2 separate regions of the Homo sapiens genome follow, and region 2 is linked to region 1. Evidence: chromatin loops called from intact Hi-C (ENCODE). Cell type or tissue: endothelial cell of umbilical vein. All regions are shown on one strand. Each heading gives the region's core, and the rest is flanking DNA. Links, peaks and the distances in the headings are about the cores only.

What was found. A loop is a pair of places that touch in the nucleus more often than their neighbours do. Peaks named below come from ENCODE experiments on the same cell type or tissue, not always from the same donor. Only the 100,000 strongest peaks of a DNase experiment are listed, where the experiment ranks them.
Region 2: it touches region 1 in a loop (5-fold over the local background); 6 of 110 quality-filtered maps call a loop at or near these places.

The regions. Positions count from the first base shown.
Region 1 is chr10:122,306,246-122,317,151 of GRCh38, forward strand. It overlaps BTBD16 (BTB domain containing 16), which reads left to right. Exons shown (of 16, transcript NM_144587.5): 10 at 944-1,063. Among named protein-coding and RNA genes, the nearest start is that of BTBD16, 40 kb to the left of the region's middle. RefSeq lists an enhancer at 1,694-1,763. In endothelial cell of umbilical vein, for the core only: no CTCF peak of the experiment used is centred there; DNase peaks (open chromatin) are centred at 4,286 and 4,646; H3K27ac peaks cover 3,744 bases.
Region 2 is chr10:122,492,558-122,503,463 of GRCh38, forward strand. The region is part of intron 3 of HTRA1 (HtrA serine peptidase 1); the gene reads left to right. Among named protein-coding and RNA genes, the nearest start is that of HTRA1, 36 kb to the left of the region's middle. RefSeq lists an enhancer at 1,900-3,099. In endothelial cell of umbilical vein, for the core only: no CTCF peak of the experiment used is centred there; DNase peaks (open chromatin) are centred at 1,814, 2,534 and 3,084; H3K27ac peaks cover 1,904 bases.

The DNA.
Region 1 (10,906 bases), core at 2,287-7,286:
AATTCTCCCTTGAGCCTCTAGAAGGAACACAGCTCTGCTGACAACTTGATCTTACCTTGTTTGGTACTTCTGACCTCCAGAATGATGAGAAAATAAATTCGTGTTGTTTCGAACCACTTGGTTTGTGACAATTTGTTATTGGAGCGATAGGAAACTCATCCACTCACCTCATCCACTCTGTACCACTCTCCTCTGAGCAGCTGCTGTGATCACACTTTCACAGATGAGGACATTGCAGCTGCGGGGCAGTTAAGCAACTCACAGGAGGTTCCACAGCCAGTCTGGTGAGGAACTGAGATTCTAACCTGCCCTATACCCAGGTCTGAGCCCAGAATTGTGTGACCTTGGATAAGTTATTCAGGTTTCAGCCCTCAATCATGGCCAGAGCTAAGGTGAAGTGAGTGAGGCACCTTGGTGCGAAATTTAAGGGAGCATGAAAAAACTTAGTCATCGAGATGCAGTCTATTTTAGTGTAATATATTAGAATTAAAATTGATGCCAAAAAATGCCATGATGAACAAAACACTAAAATTTTAAATAAATGTAGGGTTAATCTCAATTTCTACATCTATAAAAGTAAGGACTATATCCTAACTTTGCAGGATGGTTGTGTGGAATTAAATGAAAAAATCTACAGAAAACATCTTGGGAACACCTGGCACATAGTAAGAGCTCATTAAATGACGATCATTGTTTTGCGGGGCACAGAGGGTGGGTGAAAACACAGGCCCTAGTGTCAGGCTGCTGAGATTCAAATCCTAGCTCTGCCATTTCCCAGTTGAGTGGCCTTGAGTAAGCTGTTTACCTGCTTGATGTCTGAGGCTACCTTCAGACTCAAATGTGGTGTCACCTCATTCCCAAACTCATTCTAACCAGCTTCTTACAAGCAGCGTGATTTTGTGCTATTTCTGAAATTTCTTCTCAATCTTTTTATTTTGGCCAGGTTATTTACCTTTAGTGAATTCCATCTTCTGAAAACAATGCTTTTGTGGGTCTTCTTGCAACTGAACTACAAGATTCAGGCAATTCCGACTTATGAAACCGTGATGACATTTTTTAAGAGGTAATATAACTTAGTGTTGATTGATGAAATACACAAATACTGAAATGTACAAACACTGCTCATAATATCACGGGGGAAAACCATCAGTGATATAATTTTTCATAGCATCATTCAGAGGGCACTGTTTTTTTAATAGGGCCTAAGATTATAGGATGCTTTCAAACCACCAAATTACCTGGAAAAGTAAACAACATGTAGGTGTTGTACTATGAGATAATCAGGTGCTTCTGGGAACTTGCTGTGTCCAGTAACAGGCATGAGGCAAAAGGTACTCCTCTCTTCAGGAAAATGACCACACTACCCTGGCCTTTAAAACTTCATTAAAAAAAAAAATCAGCTTTCTTAGGTTGAATAAAACTCACTTTTTCTGTGGAAGTAACTGGTGGTATTACCTTGTTAGGTTTGTGTTTCTGGTCCCCACAGCCTCAGGAATGAGGGCTTCCAAGCATGACGAGGCGAGTTTAAGGAAGTGGAAGTAAAGATGCTTCATTTCTTTTGCATGTGTGAGTTTAGCAGATAAACACGTCTTCACGTAGTGACCTGTTTAAGCCAAGTTTCATTTGCATTGTTTTGAAGCACGTAATTCATTTCTGGAACAGAACATCTGTGCGCTGCGTTAAGTAAAGAGCCCACTTCTTTCTCTGTCTTGTTATTTGAGGAAAGCAGCATTCAGTGTCGGAATTATATGTACTGTGTTTAGTTTCCATATAATTTGCTTTGAACCCAAATGTTTTACCCGCCCTCCCCCACTCTTTTAATAGCCTATGAGACACTTTTTCCAATGAGTCATGCACACCAGGAGGAATTGCTGTTTGGCTCCAGGTCAGCTCTCCTACTGGAAACGTCTTAGCACTGGGAGATAGGAAAAAGAGCTAGAATGTGGTGATTCATTAGAGCTGTGTTTTTAATATGGAAGAAGCAAGTGAGGAGAAGGGAGTTAAGGTGTGGGCCCCCTGCCAAAGTTGCTGTTTCCAAGGCCTTTGCTTGCACTCCTGAGCCAGAGACGCCACAGCTCTTCCCTGGAGTGGCAGGCACAGGGGTGTTTCTCACCACCACAGCTTTTCCATTTTCTTTTCGAATCTACGTTGATTTGTCCCAGACCTCACATCGCCATGCATTTCCCCAAGCCCCCTGATCCTGTATAATTTTCTTCGTTGGAAACCATTTGCTTCTTTCCAAGTCATGTCATTGCCCCGACCTAAGCAGTGATGACAAATCTTTCAACAGGGGCCAGAGTCCTCTCAATGTAGAGTGGGGGTGGCTCCAGACAGCCAGAGCCTGCTGTGTCCCTTCCCCAACCTCCCTCCTTCCCTGCTTGGCCCTCTCCTTTCTCCAGCGAGCTTTGGGTCAGACTGGGAGAAAAGATGGGAAAGTGTAGGGCTTGGATGCTCTCCCCTGCACACTGTCCAGGCCCACTCTGTCATCATGGAGGACCTTGTGGCCCACTTTTAGCACTGTGGATGGTTCTTCTCCTGCCCAGCTCAGCTGCTCCAGGGTGGTAGCACCTCGCAGTTGTGTCTTTGTCATTGGCCTCCATCTCCCAAATGCATCTCCTGAGCCCCGGGCTCCTTCACCTGGGGGTCTGCTCTGGGTGCTCCTGCTTCCCCCAGTCCCTGCCTGCTCTGCCTCCTCTCTGTCCATCCGTGATGGGGGCCACCCACCAGAGCTGCTCTGCCCAGCCCCTGCTGAACCCCTCAGTTCATGTATATGTCCTGCCCCTCCCAGGGACATCATAAGCAGCTTCAACAAAGGGCTTATGATCCTTTCTCTTGCCCCAACTTGCCTGGCACCTTGCTGGACTGTGAGTCTCTGTCAGACTTTTTTTTCTCTTTTTTTGAGACAGGGTCTTGCTCTGTCATCCAGGTTGGAGTACAGTGGCGTGATCATAGCTCACTGCAGCCTCAAACTCCTAGGTTCAAGTGATCCTCTCGCCTCAGCCTCCTGAGTAGGTGGGACTACAAGAGCATGTAGCCACATCTGGCTAATTTTTAAAATTATTACTATTATTATTTTTTGTTTGTTTGTTTTTTGGTTTTTGTTTTTGTTTTTTTTTTTGAGAAAGAGTCTCGCTCTGTCGCCAGGCTGGAGTGCAGTAGCGCCATCTCAGCTCACTTCAACCTCCGCCTCCCAGGTTCAAGCAATTCTCCTGCCTCAGCCTCCTGAGTAGCTGGGACTACAGGCAAGCGCCACCACACCCAGCTAATTTTTGTACTTTTAATAGAGATGGGGTTTCAACATGTTGGCCAGAATGGTCTCGATCTCTTGACCTCGCGATCCACCCGCCTCGGCCTCCCAAAGTGCTGGCATTACAGGCGTGAGCCACTGCGCCCAGCCTAAAATTATTATTTGTAGAAACAGGGCCACTCTGTTGCCCAGGCTGATCTCAAACTCCTGGTCTCAAGTGATCCTCCCACTTGGCCTCCCAAAGCACTGGGATTACAAGCATGAGCCACTGTGCTGAGTACATTTTTTTTTTTTTTTTGAGGCAGTGTCTCACTTGTTGCCCAGGCTGGAGTGCAATGGCACGATCTCGGCTTGCTGCAACCTCTGCCTCCTGGGTTCAAGCAATTCTAGTGCCTCAGCCTCCCAAGTAGCTGGGACTACAGGCACGTGCCACCACGCCCAGCTAATTTTTGTATTTTTAGTAGGGGTGGGGTTTCATCATGCTGGCCAGGCTGGTCTCAAACTCCTGCCCTCAAGTGATCCTCCCACCTCGGCCTCCCAAAGCACTGGGATTGCAGGCGTGAGCCACCGTGCTGGGTCCATTTTTATGTAGCTCAGTTCTTCTCACAGAAGTGGGTCTTAAATGCTGATGGAAAATTCAGAGAATGTCATGCATGTGGCAACTTGACAACATTGAGATAGCAGACACATTTCCGTTTCTATTGATGGGTGGTGCCCGTTGAGTGCACCAGCCCAAGAAGGATTCTCAGCTTTTCTGTAGGCTCTGAGAAGAAGAATGTCGCAGTAGATTAGCGGTGTCTATCCTGGCTGCAGGAGCCAGGCTTGGTGGCGCCCTGGGTCCATGTTTGCCATCCCCTGCCGAGGATCCCCAGGGCTGACCAGCAACAGTGCGGAGGCTTTGTAGCTGCTGGCCTAGCAGGGCTGGTGGCCGGAGGGCTCCAGCTGCCCCGAGGTACCTCTGCTCCCTGTGGAGGTGGAGGGAGACTGCAGGGAGTCACGGACAGCCTGGGCCAGCATTGCGTCACCAGGGGAGTTGAGCTACAAAGTTCAAAGGGGCAAAGGGAGCAGCTAATCAAGGAAGCTCCAGTGGTCGCTGACAGGGATGTGCCAGGAGCATTTCAAAGTGAGACAGAGGAGCAGACCCCAGGGGAGACAGTAAACAGGCTCGGAAATGAGAAGAGAGGGAGCAATTTGGCCCAATTTTAAAAATTGCAAATATTGATAAAATAACTTCAATGACAGAGCAATCTACTTCCCGGGGAGGGGGACATGTTGAGGCCGTCACATTATGGGAACTGACAAGTTGGAACTGCACTTCCCTAACATGTCAGTAGTGGGACAAGCTGAACAAATATTAGCTCACCCGGACCTTGACCCTACCAGGAAAGAAGCTGAGCAGCAACTGCGGGCATGGCCTTGGCTGGCCCAGAATCCGGAAAGGAGGGTCGAGAGCCATTAACTGAGTAAAATGAGTCAGACGCCCCTTTCCTCATCTGTCTCAGCAGTGTCCGGAAGACAGGCTAGGAGGGAACGTAGTTGAATAACTGACTTCTCCAGCAACGACTATACCCAAAAATAAAGACATACGTCCAAGCCATTTCTACTCTCCCATTTTCTTTTGTTCATTAATTTTTTTTTCAATCTTTCATTCAACAAATATTTTTTGAACATGTGCTTTGTGCCTCAGACACTGACATAATGTTGAAGGGGCAGTTTCTTTGCCTAGCCAGATGTTTAGAAACAACTTCAAGTTTATTTTTGTTGCTATCCAAGAACATCAATGTAAGAAGGAAACAAACACGCACGGTCGTGTGTGGCTTGCAAACACATACAAACACACACCTGTGTGCACATAAATGCATACACAACTACACACATCTAAAGCATAAACACACATACACACACCACTCTACACTCTACAGCCTGTTTTTCTGGCAATAGCTAGTTGAGAAAAACAAATAGGCTGTCCCGAATTAAATTTAACATCTCCTTGTAGGAAAAACAAAAAATGTAAGCAAAGCTGTTGCCTTCATCTATGAAGGAAAAGTCATCATTTCATTCCACTTGGTAGTCTGAGAAGTTCAGGAAAGCTGTAAAAACTTGTAATCGGAGAAAGGGCAGAAGCAGGCAAATTTTCAACTTTTTAAAAGAACATTTTAAAATCAAGGCATAAAATACAGAAAGGTGCATGAACCTTAAATGAAGAGCTCAATGAATTTCCACAAAGTGAGCACACCTGTGTAACCAGCACCCAGACCAGAACAGGGGACATGGCCAGTCTCTAAAGCCCCTTATCTCAGTACCTACTTCTTCCACCAAAAGTAAACAGTATCCTGACCTCTTTTACTACCAATACATCTTCCCTTTTCTTGAGCTTTGTATAAATAGAATTCTGTAGCATACACCTTTAAATGTCTGGCTTCTTTCACACAATAATGTATCTGTAAAATCCATCCACGTGGCTGCATGTAGCAATAGCTTGTTCATTCTCATAGGATATTTCATTATATGATTATACCACAATTTATTCAGATGTTGGTGGACATGTTCAGCCACTAGGAATAGTATTGCTATATACAACCATGTACATGTCTTGTGGTACACATAATTATGTGCTTCTATTGGGTAAAAACCTAGGAATAGAATTACTATGTCATAGGGTATGGATGAGTTCAACTTTAGTAAATACTGCCAAACAGTTTTGCAAAGTGGCTGTGCTAATTTATTCCCTAACCAGCAGTGCATGAGAATTCTGGTTTTTCCATATCCTTGCCAACACTAGGTATCTTCAGTCTTTCACTTTTCTTTTTCTTTTTCTTTTTTTTTTTTTTTTTTTTTTTGAGACAGTCTCGCTCTGTCTCCCAGGCTGGAGTGCGGTGGCATAGTCTCAGCTCACTGCAACCTCCACCTCCCGGGTTCAAGTGATTCTCCTGCCTCAGCCTCCTGAGTAGCTGGGACTATAGGCATACGCCACCACACCCAGCTAATTTTTGTATTTTTAGTAAAGACGGGGGTTTCACTATGTTGGCCAGGCTGGTCTTGAACTCCCAACCTTAAGTGATCCACCCGCCTTGGTCTCCCAAAGTGCTGGGATTATAGGTGTGAGCCACCGCTTCTGGCCAGTCTTTCACTTTTCTAATGGATGGAGAGTGGAACTAATTTGCCTATTCCCTTTTAATTTACATTCCCCTGCTAATGAGGTTGAGCATTTCTTTATATATTTGTTAGCCATTGGGTATCTTTTTAGTGAGGTGCCTGCACAAGTCCTTTCCCCATCTTTTCTTTGTTCTTTTCTATGTTCTGCTACGTTCTGGTCCACGTCCTTGTTGGATATATGAATTCCAAATACCTTCCCTCTGTGGCTGGCTTTCTCACTTTCAGAATGGTCTTTTGTTGTTGTTGTTGAGAGAGTCTCACTCTGTTGCCCAGGCTGGAGTGCAGTGGTGTGATCTCAGCTCACTGCAAACTCTGCCTCTCAGGTTCAAACGATTCTCTTGCCTCAGCCTCCTGAGTAGCTGGGATTACAGGCATGTGCTACCACGCCTGGCTAATTTTTTGTATTTTTAGTAGAGACGGGGTTTCACCATGTTGGCCAGGCTGGTCTCGAACTCCTGATCCAGGTGATCTGCCTGAATCAGCCTCCCAAAGTGCTGGGATTACAGGCGTGAGCCACTGTGCCTGGCCTCATAATGCTCGTTTGATGAACAAAATTTTAAATTTTAAGGCATTATAATCTATCAAGCCTTTCTTTTATAGTTAGTGCTGTTTTTTTTTTTTTGTTTTTTTTTTTGAGATGGAGTCTCACTGTGTCACCCAAGCTAGAGTGTAATGGTGCGATCTCAGTTCACTGCCATCTCTGCCTCCCGGGTTCAAACGATTCTGCTCCCTCAGCCTCCTGAGTAGCTGGGATTACAGGCACGTGCCACCACACCTCGCTACTTTTTGTATTTTTAGTAGAGATGGGGTTTCACCATGTTGGTCAGGCTGGTCTCGAACTCCTGACCTTGTGATCCGCCCGCCTCGGCCTCCCAAAGTGCTGGGATTACAGGCATGAGCCACTGGGCCTGGCCTATAGTTAGTGCTATTTAAGAATCTTTGCCTATTCCAGTGCCATGTGGATATTCTCCTATTTTCTTCTAGAAGCTCTATTGTTTTACCTTGCATTTAGATCTAGAGTCCATCCAGAAGTATTTTTTTAAGTATGGTGTGAGGGAGGGACCATGGTCACGGTCCTTCTTTTCATAAGGATGCACAATTGATCCAGCACCGTTTACTGGAAAGGCCATGCTTTGCTCACTGCTCTGCAGTGTCTGTCACCTTTGTCATAACGTATTTTACATGCTATGTGTTAAATGTTAGTGTCATACGACTATATGTATGACATATACATCATTTTTAGTATCTCTATTCTGTGCCATTAGTCTTGTCTATCCTTGAACCAATACCACACTTTCTTAATTACTGTTTCATTATAAATCTTGAGATGGAATAAGACATCCCCCAATTTTGTTCTTCTCCAAGATTACTTTGGTCATTCTTGGTCCTTTGGATTTTCACATATTTACTTTATAATCAGATTGTCAAATTCCACCAAAAAAGACAAGAGAAGAAAATGCTGAGATTTTGACTGGGAAGACATTGAATATGTAGATCAATTTGGGGAAAATTGACCTCTTTAGAATACTGAGATTTGTAATCCATGAAAATGGTATAAATCTCCATTTATTTGTCTTTTAAAATTTCTTGACCAGGCTCAGTGGCTCACACCAGTAATTTCAGCACTTTGGGGAGGCCTGAGGCCAGGAGTTAGAGACCAGCCTGGGCAACATAGTGGGACCTGTTCACAAAAAAAATGTAAAAAATTAGCTGGGCATGGTGGCACACTCCTGTAGTCCCAACTACTTGAGAGGCTGAGGCAGGAGGATCACTTGAGCCTGGGAGGTTGAGGCTGCAGTAAGCTGTGATTGTGCCGATGCACTCCAGCCTAGATGGCAAAGTGAGACCCTGTCTCAAAAAAAATTAAAAATAAAAATAAAATTTCTCTCAATAAAATTTAATAGTTTATTGTATGGAGGTCTTGCTCATCTTCCGTTGTATTTATTCCTAAGTGTATAATGTTTGCTGACTCTATTGTAAATAGTATCATTTAAACATTTTTATATTCTAATTGTTTGGTGCTGATATATAGAAGTACAATAGTTTTGTATATTGACTTTGTGTTCATATATTGATAGATTTTCTTATTTTAATAGACTGTACATTCTCTTGTATGTTTTCTACATATAATTATGTGATTTTTAAGAATAATACTAGATTTATCTCTTTCTCTCCAAATCTTGTGTCTTTCACTTATTTTTCTTCCCTTATTGCACTAGGTAGACTCTCCAGTATCATGTTGAGTAGACATGAACATCTTTTGATAATGACATGAACGTCATCTGATAATGAACATCTTTTTTTTCTTCCCAGTCTCAAGGAAAAAGCTTTCAGTAATTCCCCAATCTGTGTATGATGTTTGCTGTGGGTTTGGTGTAGATACTCTTTATCAAATTTTGAAAATCCCCTTCTATTTCTAGAGTTTTTAATCACGAGTGAATCTTACCAACTTTACTAAATGGTTCTCAGATTTTCTCAAAATGATATATAGTTTTCTCCTTTTTGCTATGAATGTGGTAAAATATATTAATTTTTCAAAGCAATAAACTTTGAGGTGGGATTTAATTACAGCAAAGTGAGTACGTTTTAAACATACAGTTTGATGACTTTGATAAACAGATATGCCTGTATAACCAGCACTGCAATCAAGATAGAGAATTGTTGATTTATTTTTTAATGGTAAACCAACTTTGTATCCCTGGAATGAAACCAACTAGGTCAAGCAATATTATCCTCTTTTATGTCACTGAATTCTATTTGCTGACTGTTTAGAATTTTTGCCTATATATTCATGAGAGATATTAGCTTGAAATTTTCCTTTCTTGGTTTATCCTTACCAGCTTTTAATTAATTTTGAGGTTATACTAATTTCATCAAATACATTTCAAAGCAGTCCCTCTTTTTCCATTTTCTAGAAGAGTTTGGGAGAGACTGCTGTTCTGTCTTCCTAAATATTTGGAAGAACTTTTCAGTGAAGCCATTTGGGCTTGAGATTTTGGAAGACTTTTAGTTATAGATAGAATGTTCTTTATATATAGTATTATTAAGATTTTATGGGTCTTTTTGTGTCAATTTTAGTTATGTTCTGTTTTTCAAGGAACGTGTACTTTTCATCTAAATTGTTTTAAATTTATTGACACCAGTAATTAACAAACTTTATCTTTTTAGAGCTTTTTTGAGGAATAATTGGAACTCAATAAACTACACATAGCTAATGCTTCAATTTGATGAGTTCTAATATACATAAGTACCCATAAAATGATCATTACAATAAAAATAATGAAAATATCCATCTCACACAAAGGTTTCCTTATGACACTAAATAGTCCACTCATAGGCCGGGCACGGTGGCTCATGCCTGTAATCCCAGCACCTTGGGAAGCCGAGGCAGGCAGATCACCTGAGGTTGGGAGTTTGAGACCAGCCTGACCAACATGGTGGAACCCCTTCTCTACTAAAAATACAAAAATTAGCCAGGCATGGTGGTGCACGTCTGTAATTCCAGCTACTTGGGAGGCTGAGGCAAGAGAATCGCTTGAACCTGGGAGGCAGAGGTTGCAGTGAGCCGAGATTGTGCTATTGCATTCCAGCCTGGGTGACTGAACGAGACTCCAACTCAAAAACAAAACAAAACAAAACAAAACAAAAATCCACTTGTCCTCTTTGCTCCAGCCCCACCACCACCATTGGTGGGCAAACACAGATCTGCTTCTATCACTCTAGATTTGTTTGCATTTTCTAGAATGTTATACAGTCTCATGCGTCACTGAACAACTAGGATGTGTTCTGAGACATGCATTGTTAGGCTGTTTCATCCTCGTGCAAACATCATAGGGGGTGCTTACACAAACCTAGATGGCATAGCCTACTACACACCTGGGCTATATGGTACAGTGTATCCCTCCTGGACTACAAACCTGTACAGCATGTTCCTGTACTGAATATCATAGGCAGTTGTAACACAATGGTAAGTATTCATGTATCTAAACATATATGATGTAAAAGATAAAAAAAAAGGATACACCTGTACAGGGCACTTATCATGCATGGAACTTGCAGGACTAGAAGTTGCTCTGGTGAGTCAGTGAGTGAATGGTGCGTGAATGTTAAGGCCTAGGACGTTACTGGGCAGCACTGTAGACTTTTTTTTTTTTTTTGAAACGGAGTTTCACTCTTGTTGCCTAGGCTGGAGTGCAACGGCGCAATCTCGGTTCACCGCATCTCCGCCTCTCCGGTTCAACTGATTCTCCTGCCTCAGCCTCCTGAGTAGCTGGGATTACAGGCATGTGTCAGTGCGCCCGGCTAATTTTTTGTAATTTTAGTAGAGACGGGGTTTCTCCATGTTGGTCAGGCTGATCTCAAACTCCCGACCTCAGGTGATCCACCCGCCTTGGCCTCCCAAAGTGTTGGGATTACAGGCGTGAGTCACTGCACCCAGCCTACTGTAGACTTTATAAACGCTGTGTACTTAGGCTACACTCAAATGTTCTTTCTTCAATAACA
Region 2 (10,906 bases), core at 16-5,015, 180 kb after region 1:
TCCTGACCTCAGGTGATCCACCTGCCTCAGCCTCCCAAAGTGCTGGGATTACAGGTGTGAGCCATTGCGCGTGGCTGTAAACGTGATATTCTTGAGACTTTCAGTGAAATAAGAATTGCCACGGACATCTGTGGTCATTGTCCACTTGCCACTCACCTACCCCCTTTTCTGGCAGCAACAGCCGGCATTTCACATGTCCATCATCGGACAGCGTAGGTGGGACCATCAGTCATGGTGTCCTACCCTCTGTGGCCAAGGAGTGGACACAGGACCCAGTTAGGGCAAGCAGAGGCTCCCCTTGGAATCGCAAAGTGAAGCTGGATGCCACCCACAGAGACTAACATGGTGAAGCTGCTGTAGCCCCTGCTGTTGAGCCCCCAGCACTGCCTGAGTTCTTGCACTTTGTGAGTCCAGTTTAATATCTGCTTTTCCTCCCATTCTTGGAGCTCCCCTCACATCTCCAGTGGCTTGAAGTTGCCAGAGATGTTTCTGGGCTTGTGACCAAATGACTCCTTTTCTGCTTCTCACTGCTGAGCAGACACATGTGCGCTCACTTTGCCTGCTGAGTCTTGGGACCCGGAAGAGCTTTTGGGAGACAATCACGGACCAGCCCCCTCTTGCCTGCCCTGCTGTCTCCCTCCAAGCAGGAGGTGAGAAGGTGTCCACCTGCAGCCCCGGCCAGGCATCCCTTTCTGTGCTTCTGCCCAAATCTGAAATTCCCCTCTCCTTGGGACCCACGACTGGGGCCAGCCTGCCTGGGGAGGGAATCCCAGCTGCAGAAAGTCGGGACAGTGTGCGTGTAAACATGTTAATAGAAAGCAGCTTTGAGGGCAGACTAGTTCAGCTTCAGTTACAAACTCTTTCCAAATGCGTTTAACATGAGCCACTGGCTGTGCGCAGCATATGTCAAGCTTTCATCCAATGGTGGCATTTTGTCCCTGCGGGGTTTTTTTTTCCTGAGCAGTTTGGGGCAGGGGTGGGGACAGGGAGAGAGAAAAGTAAAAAGAGAGCAGTTTGGTTTCTTCAGGCTGGAGTACAAGGCAGAGGTAATGGGATGTATTGAAGAAGGTAGGAGGGAAAGTTACTTTAGCTACAGCTATTTGTCCAGCTGTGCTGATTAAGAAACTTGGAGAAAAGCATCTTTGGAATCATGTCCTTCCCATCTTATATACAGCCTTTGCAGATTTCCTGCTGTTCTGAGAGAGATCTGAACTCCTTACCAGGACCTTGAGGGCCCCACCTGATTGGGCACCCCTCACTCTCTCTGCCCCTCCTCCCCTTCCCCTCCTCCCCTCCTTTCTCCACCCCCACCTGCTCTGCTCAGACACCCCTTCCTTGGTTGCTTCCCACAGGCCAGGGCTGTCCCCTGGGGCCTTGGCTGTTCCCCTCCCAGGAGCGCCCCTCTCCAGCTCCTCATGCAGCCAACCTTCCTGTCCTTCAGGCCTCTGATTAAATTCTGCCTTAGACATCTCTCCCCACCCCGCTGTGTGAGGTAGCGCCCCATGCCCCAGTCCCCTCAACTCCACTGCCTCACTTTGGGGACACATCACCCCAGGGACAACTGCATTCCACTCTTGGTTTTTCCCTCCTCGTCTATTTATCACAATTTAGAGTCGCCTCACTCATTTGTCAAATGAAGTTCATCTCTGCAGCTGGACTGCGGGGTTGGGGGCACATCCGGCTGTCGGTCCTCAGGTAGGAGGTGCTTGGCAACCTTGTTCAGAGTAGGACGTTCACAGCTGTCTGCCCCGGAGGAAGCAAGGGCACCCGCCACATGGATGGAATTGAGGGGAAGGCACCCGGGGCTCCTGCATCGAGCTTCCCTCCTATATTCAATGAGGAAATGACCCTGCAGAAGGCTGGCTGCAGATGCCCCTGCCTCCCGGCTTTGCCTGCTTGGAGTTTGATGGACACGTGGTCCTGTCAGGGCTACAGCAGGTCTATGGTCTTTGGTAACGGAAAGCGCTGGTGAAACAGTGAGCTTTCCCGTGGGTGCTTTTCCCTGACGCCAACAACCAGGTAAATATTTGGAAACGGCCTTGTTGAGGCTTGTGAGGTGGTTTTCCTCCCTCCCCTGTAGGCCTGCGCCACCCCCCCAACCCCACGGCCACCTTTGGGCCAGATGGCACCCACAGACCTGTTTGAAGTGGCCACAGAGGGAGCCCTCTGGGCGCTGGGGCCGCTGTGTTTGCAGAGGGTCCTCTTACTGCTGAGCTGGCTGGTGCAGTGAGAAGGAAGGCCGACACCCCTGATCCTCATCAAGTTCAGACGGGGGTCACTGCGGGTGAGGGGCCTGGGGCCTTTTACATGTCCCGGGAGCTGCTGAGCAGGCCACTCTTCTCCAGGCCACCAGAACTTGGCCCTGCGCATGGTGAATCTTCCCTGAGTCAGCTGAGTGAGGGGGTTCAGGCAGCCCCCCGGGACATGGCAGTGGCGGGGAGTGGACTGGGGTGGTGCTTGCCATGACTCACGCCGGTTCTCCTCAGGCAACCGGATGGTCAGATGCGCTGACTCAGTGGCCTGAGCTCGTCCAAAAGCGAATCAGAGAACACAGGGCCTGGGCTCACCCGCTGCCCTCTTCTGGAGTCATCTGTCACTCATCCTCATGAAGGAAGCGCCTGGGAGCCTGGAATGCACATCGCACTGCCCCAGCTCCCCTCTTGTTTCTGTGTTTTTCCATTTTGGATTCTTTCCCCCAACGCCTTCTGTACTGGGCATTTTGTGGTCTCTTCTTTTTCTCCGAGAACTCTGAGGGCTACCATTGCATTTGCTAATGATGCCACAGACGGTGTTGACGTTATGAGGCTTCTATTACTGTATTGATTTTTACCATTTTTAGGGGGACGGGAATCAATATTTCATGAGGGAATGTGAAGCCAGACAGTGAAGTAGAAGCTGGCTTTTATTTTGTGCCAGGCTTTGTCCAGAGGCGGGTGGGGACGTGGCTCCTAAGCTCTTGATTGCAGCTCCTTCTGGCTTGGGAAACGTTTCAGTTCCCCAAACTCTCAGAACTGGATCCCCTGTGTGTTCTCTGGCCCGGATTCAAGAACTTAGTTGATTGTCAAGGAAATTCTTTGGCTATATTTTTCTCTTAATATGGTAATGCCTTTTTTCACTCTGGCACTCTCTTTTCAGGGAATTGGATTAAGACTATTATTTATGGGTCTGACAAAGCAGTTCCCAAGTTGTTGGGACTGGATTTGTTTAGGAATGTCTCCTGTCCTCTTCATTGAGGGGGGAATACAAATTGCTTCCATTTGACAGTTTATCAAGTGTGTGACAGAGTATCAGAGTCCAGGGTTGGCCAACTACAGCCAGTAGTCCAAAGCTGGCCCTCTGTTGTTGTAAATAAAGTTTTATTGGGACATGGTCATGCTCACTTATTTAGGTAGAGTGTATGGCTGCATTCAGTCTACACCAGCAGAGTTAAATAGTTGTGATGAAGACCACGTGGCCCGTGAAGCCAAAAATATTTGCTTCCTGGCCCTTTACAGGAAAAAAATTCCCAGCCCCAGTGGCAGGCAATTAACACCTTGTCCTCGAGGAGCTGAAAGTGGCTGGAGGCAGGAATGCTTATAAGAACCAAGCGAGGTGAAGCACTAGGTGGCCGCGGCGAGCAGGAAGAGAAGCTGATTTTGTTTGCCCTTTCGTTTGCCAGAGATTGTGGGTTCTTTTTTTTTTTTTTTTTTTTTTTTTTTTTTTGCAGAGATGAAGCTTTGATCTTGTCACAATAGCAGAGGGAGGCCTTATTTTTGTCTATTTCTCTGTGACATTGGTAGAAAGGACTTTGTCAGAATTCCAAGCTATTTGGCAATTATCCAATTTTGAGATCCTAATGGATCTTTCGAGGTCTAGTTTGTTCATTCTTTTAGTGATTCCTTGTTAATTCCCTGATTTTATAAATGTGTGTTGAACATCTGTCTTGGCCAAATACTTCTTAGGTGCTGAGGATGCAGCAATAGTGGGCAAAGCCATGGGGCTTAAGATCTAGTGTGGGAAATGGGTGATGTAAAGTAAATATGGCGATAAGTACAGTGCACGAAGCAAACAAGTGAAGGGGTAGAAGGTATCAGGCTGCAAAGACAGCAGATAGTGTAGGCAGGGAATCTTATCTGAGGGGGTGACATCTAAGCTGAGATGGAAAGGACAGTGAGAGCCAGCCAAGGAAACAAGTTGGGTGACAAGAGTTGCAGGTGGAGTTGCTTAATTTCCCACTTCTGCTCAGCCTGCAGATCCTGGATCTTGGACTAATTGCAAACTGTCATTTCCTCGTGAGTTTATTAGAACCCTCCAGAACAAGTTTCTGGTTAGCTAGTTTCTCTGTGTGTTGTCTCATTTCTTGTTGGTTCTGGTTCTTTGGGGTTCCTACTCATACTCTGGAAAGCTCCAGTGTCTTAAGTAGTCAGTCTCCCAAGAGTCTGAAAGCACAAAGATTCACAATGATACGATCACCTCTCAATCATAGCAGCATTGATGCAGTTCCGTAGCTGGTTTCCTAAAGCCATCCAGATCTCTTTCTGTGGCAAGAGAGAAATAAGACCTTCTGGTGAATTGAGGACTAATTATCCTAATAAACATGCGAATTAACAGTTCCTTTGGTTAAACAAAGCACCAGAATCTGATAATGGGAACATGTGACTCATGGTATTTCCTTCTTTGCTTTATCTACCAGGCAGCTCACAGAAACCACTGGCCTTCCCTGTGTTCCCATTTTATGTCATAAATATATATTTAATTAACTTATTATAAAAGGCCCTTTGTTCATTGACCATATCAAATTATTCTTATATAGAAGAGGTTATACATGTTTTAAACATTTTAAAATAAATCTGAAAAGAATGCTACATCCTGGGCAACTTCCCTGCATTTGGGGCTCAAAGAAGCTCTATGTGGTTATGGGTAATGAGGAGCCAGAGTGCCTTCAGGGCAGTTCAGCAGATGCTGAAAGGCTGCTGTGTGCTGTTCGCTGGGCCCACCAAATAGAGTAGGACTGAGCCCCTGTCCACCATGACAGCCGGGAGATACAAGCTGTTCCCTTTGCCTCCCTGAGCCCTGAGCTTTATAGCCTATAGACAGCTGAAAAGCAGGCTGCATCCGTTACCCAGTCAGTTACCCAGACCCAAATGCCAGGCCTTGGCTAACCCCAGTTATTACCTAATTTTAATATCCCAATGGATGTTTTAAGACCTGGCTGGTTCATTCTTTCATTTATTTACTTATTCATTGATTTTGTAAATATTTCTGGAGCATCTGCCATGGCCACATGCTGTTGTAGCAGCATCAGCCACTCTGAAGTTGGTGGATGAAAGGGGATGCATCAAAGGCGCTGATGTATGGAGGAGACGCAAGTTAGACTTGACCAAGACAATATTATTCCTCCTCTGGATGCCCCGAATATATACAGTCATTAGCTGTCGGGCCCCCATGTGGCACTGTTGACATTTTGTGGTTTAAACACTGAAGAGTAAGGGAATATTGGAAATGGCAAACATCTGATATAGTGTAAAGGAGACTAAATATTTTGATGGTGTTCATAAACACCGAGGAGGAAAGTCTTTTCATTTTTTTCATTTGTGTGCTCTCTCTTTCTCTGTTTTTGCACACTGTCCTCTGTTCTCCTTCTCCTTCTCTTTTTCCTTTTTTCTCCCTTCATCTCCCCATTTATCTGATCTCTCCCACCTGAACCCCTTCTACCCTGCTGCCCTCCTGTCCATTCTACCTTCTCTACTCCCCTCCCTAGACAGTAGTAATCACATGTCAGTTGGAGAAACATGATGGCAACTTGGTCACACCGTTCTTCTCAGTCTGTATATGTCGGTGATCTCAGTGCCCATCTGGCAGATCCTTCCTGCCCTGGCTCTTCTGCTCACTGCGACCACCCTTGACTTTGTGATCACTGATAACCTTCACCTTCTCTAATCTAAATCCCAAGCTTCTCACTCTTGGTCCACCACCTCCCAGCCTTGTCCGTTCTGAACCCTGAACGGAAGCTGAATGGAACCCTGAACGGAAGGGTTCTGAAGCTGTTCAGAACCCTGAATGGAAGCTGAAATATCAATGGGCCATTGCTTTTCACAGTCCTCTGTGAAAGATTACTGGCCAAGCCAGCATCTGGAGAATTCCTGGTCCACCACCTCCCTGTCTGGAGAAGCTGGAACAGCCAGCTGCATGAGCATGTGACCCGTGTACTCACAGGCCCTGTGCCCTGAGCTCGCTGTTTTAATTTTATCTTTGAATTTGTATTTTTGTGAATAAAGCCCTATGAGCTAATGGAGCATGCTCAGGGAACTTGGGGCTTTAGCTCAGGCTGGATTCCTCCTGCTGCCTCCCCAGTCCCTGGTCCCCTGAGAACTCCAGCCCCATCTGACCTTCCCTTCCCTGTCTCTATGCAGGGGTCATTGCTACCCTCTATCCCTGGAAAGGATGTAGGCACAGGGCAGTTCTAGGTTCCAGCTTGGGCACCGCTTAACATCTTGGTGGTGCAGGGATCAGGCTGATGATACCGTGGTTGTTCTGTGGGCTACTGGGCAGGGTCAAGCCACTCCCACCCTGATCCAGGTACCTAATGCACCCGACACAGAAGCGGCAGTGTCCTTGGGGTCATCCATTATCCATGTGTTGGAGGAGTGGGACCCTAGGGAAGATGCTTGGCTCGACTTCCCCACCCCTAGCCAGGGCACAATCAGAGGTCCAGGGGCTGGTGGGCACAATGCCAAGTCGTGAGGCCTCCAGTGTCTGCGCTCACTGTCCCATAAATAACCACAGTAATAACTAGCAAATCAAAAACATTGTGATAGGTCGAGAGAGACAGCATGTGGAAGAAAGGAAAAAGCTTTCTATTTTAGTACCTTTAACAGTGCTTTCTGTATGCTTTATGAACAAGGAGCCTGCATTTTTATTTTGCACTGGGCTCTGCTAATTTTGTAGCTGGTCCTGCCCCCTAGTAGCTCAAGTCAGCAAATCTTTGGTTCATCTGAGTCCACAGTCCGCTGACCCGCCCTTTTTCACAGTTCCTCCCCTGCCCATGTGCTCACTTCCCTCCTTACCCAGCTTGGCGCACTCCCTCAAGCAAGTCTTTGGATGCTGACATCCCCCGTAAACAACCCTTCTGCGGCCTGGTTTGATTTTCCTTAGGAGACATGCAAGTTCTATAGCACTGTTTCTTGCTGGGTATGGAGGATGTGCTATTTTGTCCATTGCATATTTTTTAAAGAAAATGAAAGGTTAGCATAACTGTTTCCAGAAGGCACATTGAATCACTCAGTTGAGTCCCAGCCAGTTGCTGCAATGTTAGCCTTTGAAGCAAACTTGAACCAACACAGGACCAGCCTAGAAGTCCCAGCCTCCAGAAATGATGCAGTGGATTCTGCAGATTCAGCAACAACAATATTTTTGTAACTCAAGAGCACTTAGTAATTTTCAAAGGAGAGAAAGAAGTAATTGACTTGGCTTATTAGGTTGAAAAAGAGTTGCCAACTTTTTCTTTGGTTTTGATGTTATTGGTTTTTTTTTATTTTTCTTTTCTCCAAGCTTCAGGGAATGAGATTGAATGAGCACTCAAGTGCTACTAGGCAGAACCCTGAATGGAAGGAAGCTGAAATACCGATGGGTCATTGCTTTTCACAGTCCTCTATGAAAGATTACTGGCCAAGCCAGCATCTGGAGAATTCTAGGAACGCCCCCTCCTCTTGCAGCAGTATAAGTTTGCGGGGATCATCTGACCCCATTGGGGAGTTGTATGAAAAAGGGGATTTATTGGGGACCCTGTTGCCTGTTTGGATCTTACTTACATTTAACTATTGTCTGCTAATGGATTTTTTGGAAAGCAACCAGGTTTTCCGTAAAGAATAGCTAATTGTCAGAGCTGAGATGACCATTGGAGATCACTGGGCTCAACTCCCTAATTTTAGAGGTGCTAAAACCGCAATCCAGAGAAGCTAATCAAGTGGTTCAAGGTTGTAGACTGAGTTCATATAGGACCAAGACCCAGCCCAGATGTCCTACTGTCTGGGACAGTGTTCTCTCAGCATACGTGGAGCCTGAGGGGGTAATGTGTGTGCGTGTGTGTGCATGTATGCATATACACATAGGTGTTTTGCCTAAGTTTTCACTTCTGCCCCACCTTGGTTGATCTTGGAGAATGAGCCTGAGGCGCGCTGTCAACCTGGGGGCCTCATTCAGCACAGGCCCAACTTTTCTGCCCTGGGGGAGTTCCAGCAGTTATGGTTCATCTGTGGTTCAGTTATGGAACTCACACCACACATAGTGCCCCCAAAACCGAGGCTGCGTGCACAGACCTCCCCTCCCTTCCCGTGGTGGGCCCCTGCTTGGGTTCTTCCTAAACTTCCCCTTTGCCCTGCTCTGTGTTATACCCTCTCTGGTCCCCTGTCCCTGTGGAGTGATCCGGGGCACAAGGGCAGCTGTTTCCCCGCTGACCTCTGTGTGCCCTGAGCATCTGGGAGGTGGGGAGCAGGCTGGTGAGAAGAACACCTGGAGTGGAGGTTGGGGTCAGGGAGGGTCCCAGTCCCGGTACCACCCCCACCTGCTGTGGGACCTGCAGTCCCCTCATCAGCAGAACGGCTATGAAGCCATCCTGCCCATCCACAGGGTGGTGGGTCGTGAAGGCTGCATACCTGGCAGAGCGGGAGAAGCTCTGGGAAGATGCCGGACACGCGCCGTGGGAGTGATTTCCCTGCCTTGCCCAGATTCTGCTCCCATCACCTGAACCTGCCTGTCACCACCATGGAACTGCTGTGACCATTGCTTTCCTTTTAAGCAGATTAGCAGACATCTCCTGCTCCACCCTGCCAAACAAACAAACAAACAAGCAAACAAACAAACAAAAATGTGCATGAGGGAGTATGGACTTGTAGAGTCTTTTCTAAACATTGTTAGGTGCTTGTATTGGGATCCTCTCTTAAAATGAACCATATTCCCCAGGCTTTGGATGACACTCATGGTTGCCCACCCTCCAACTTCCTTCCCTGCTGGCAGAGCCCTGGGTTTGTTTTAGTTCCAACCCTGACCCCACCGCATTCCTGACTCAGGCAAATTCGCAGGGTCCAATGCAGTCAGGGGAGCCACGTTCCCTCCTCCAACGAGTGCTGAGGTCGCTGCTTGATTGGATACTGCCGATGACCTACGAGGAGGAGGGTGCCAGGGCGCTTTTGGGACTTTGCTTTTCTGGAGAGATGCTTCCACAGCATGGTCATGGACACAGTCACGTCTTGATGTGATGTCTGGAATGGTGGTGGCCGTCTTGTGGCTGTGAGAACAGGCTGAGGTTGATTGGATGGAGGGAAGGAAGGAGCCTTGTTCTTGATGCTGTCTGTGAGCCTTTGAGTTATCAGCCTGGTACCACCCAGCCCTTGGACAGATATCTACTCTACATACTCCATTTGGAGTTTTTTTTTTTTTTTTTTTTTTTTTTTTTTTTTGTCACTTGCAGTTGAAAACACCCTAATTGATACACACAAACTATTTTTAGTGCTGGTCTGTGTTTGGCCCTTATGGAAGACTCTGGGCTGAGCTGCCCATGGTGAGGGAGGTGGACTTTGTGTTTTCTTACTGCTCTGTGTCCTGGTGGCTTGTTTGTGTCTCTGCCCATGAGACAAAAGCCGAGAGGGCAAGGGCAGATTTTCTTAATCATATGTTCCCTGCACCAAGCTCATAGGAGACACTCACTGAATGGTTGTTGAGAGAGTTCTCTTTCACGGAGGCAATGTTTTGTGAAACGATGCTGCTTGTTGTTGTCTGTTGGTTGTAATATGCATGAACACTAAGAGCCATCTTTAATCATGCTGTGGGCCGCCTCTTCCAAGGTGTTAGCATTACTCCCACTACCTGGTCAGCATCCTGCCTATGGCTAGGACTTTGCAATTTACATAGATATGGTGGGGAGACCTGGAGCCCATGGCCAGGACTCTGACACCCTCACTGGATCTGTTTCTACATCTACCTGGATGGCCGTCTAGGACATTAGAGGATTTGTGTCTTCCTAAAGTCCCTCTGTTGAGAGACTTCTGGCTCTGTTAAGAGGACACTATTTAGCATTGTGAGTCCCTGCAGGCTGGGGGCCAGTGGGCGTTTTTCTTCTAGATGCCCCCTCTCTTCTTCTGGCCTCCCAGGCTTCCTGCTCCTGAGATTGTGAGAACTGGCCTGTGCTGGGCTCACTGCAGAAAGACTGTCGTCCCCAAAGGTTTTGCACCAAACTTGAGCTACAAGATCTTTTAGGGGGACCTGAGATCTCCGCCTGGGCTCTATGAGAGCAGGCATGGGTTGTTTTTGCCCCGTCACTGCAGTCATGCCCACACTTGCATTTTCTTTTCCCCCCAGCAGTGTGAGGATCTGGCATGAGGAGTGGGACTCGCGTGCCCTCTTTCTTCTCCTCTTCCCTCTGGCCTTTTCATCCGTCAGTGGGGGACAGATGTTTGCCCTGTTTACTTCTAGGCTTACTGTGGGGCTCCAGGGAGATGGTGAAGTGGCCAAGGAGAGGAGCTGCCACCTTCAAGACGGCCTGTGGCCGGTGCCGCTTTAAAGGGAGACTCAGAGGTGCTTTGCTGTGGGTGGCGCGGGAACCAGCCTGGGGACAGCAGTGCAGAGGCCTTGGACTCAGAGTGCGTGGGCCCCGCGGGGCTTCACGGCGCCTGTGGCTGTGCACTTCCAGCCATATCTGTGCTGCATCTCTTCCACATTCCCCCATGGAGCTGATGTCTAGACAGCTATGGAATTAAATGCTCAATTACCGAGTAGGAATTTGGCCAGCAGAGGTATAGCTGCTGAGTAGACAGACTCGAGGTGAGGCTCACGGCTGAGAACAGGCCCCATCTGGCTTTGGAATGAGCTGAGGTGCCCGATGCTCCTGCAGCCAGTGGCTCCTGTGGGGAGCTGGGGCCGTGACCCCCAA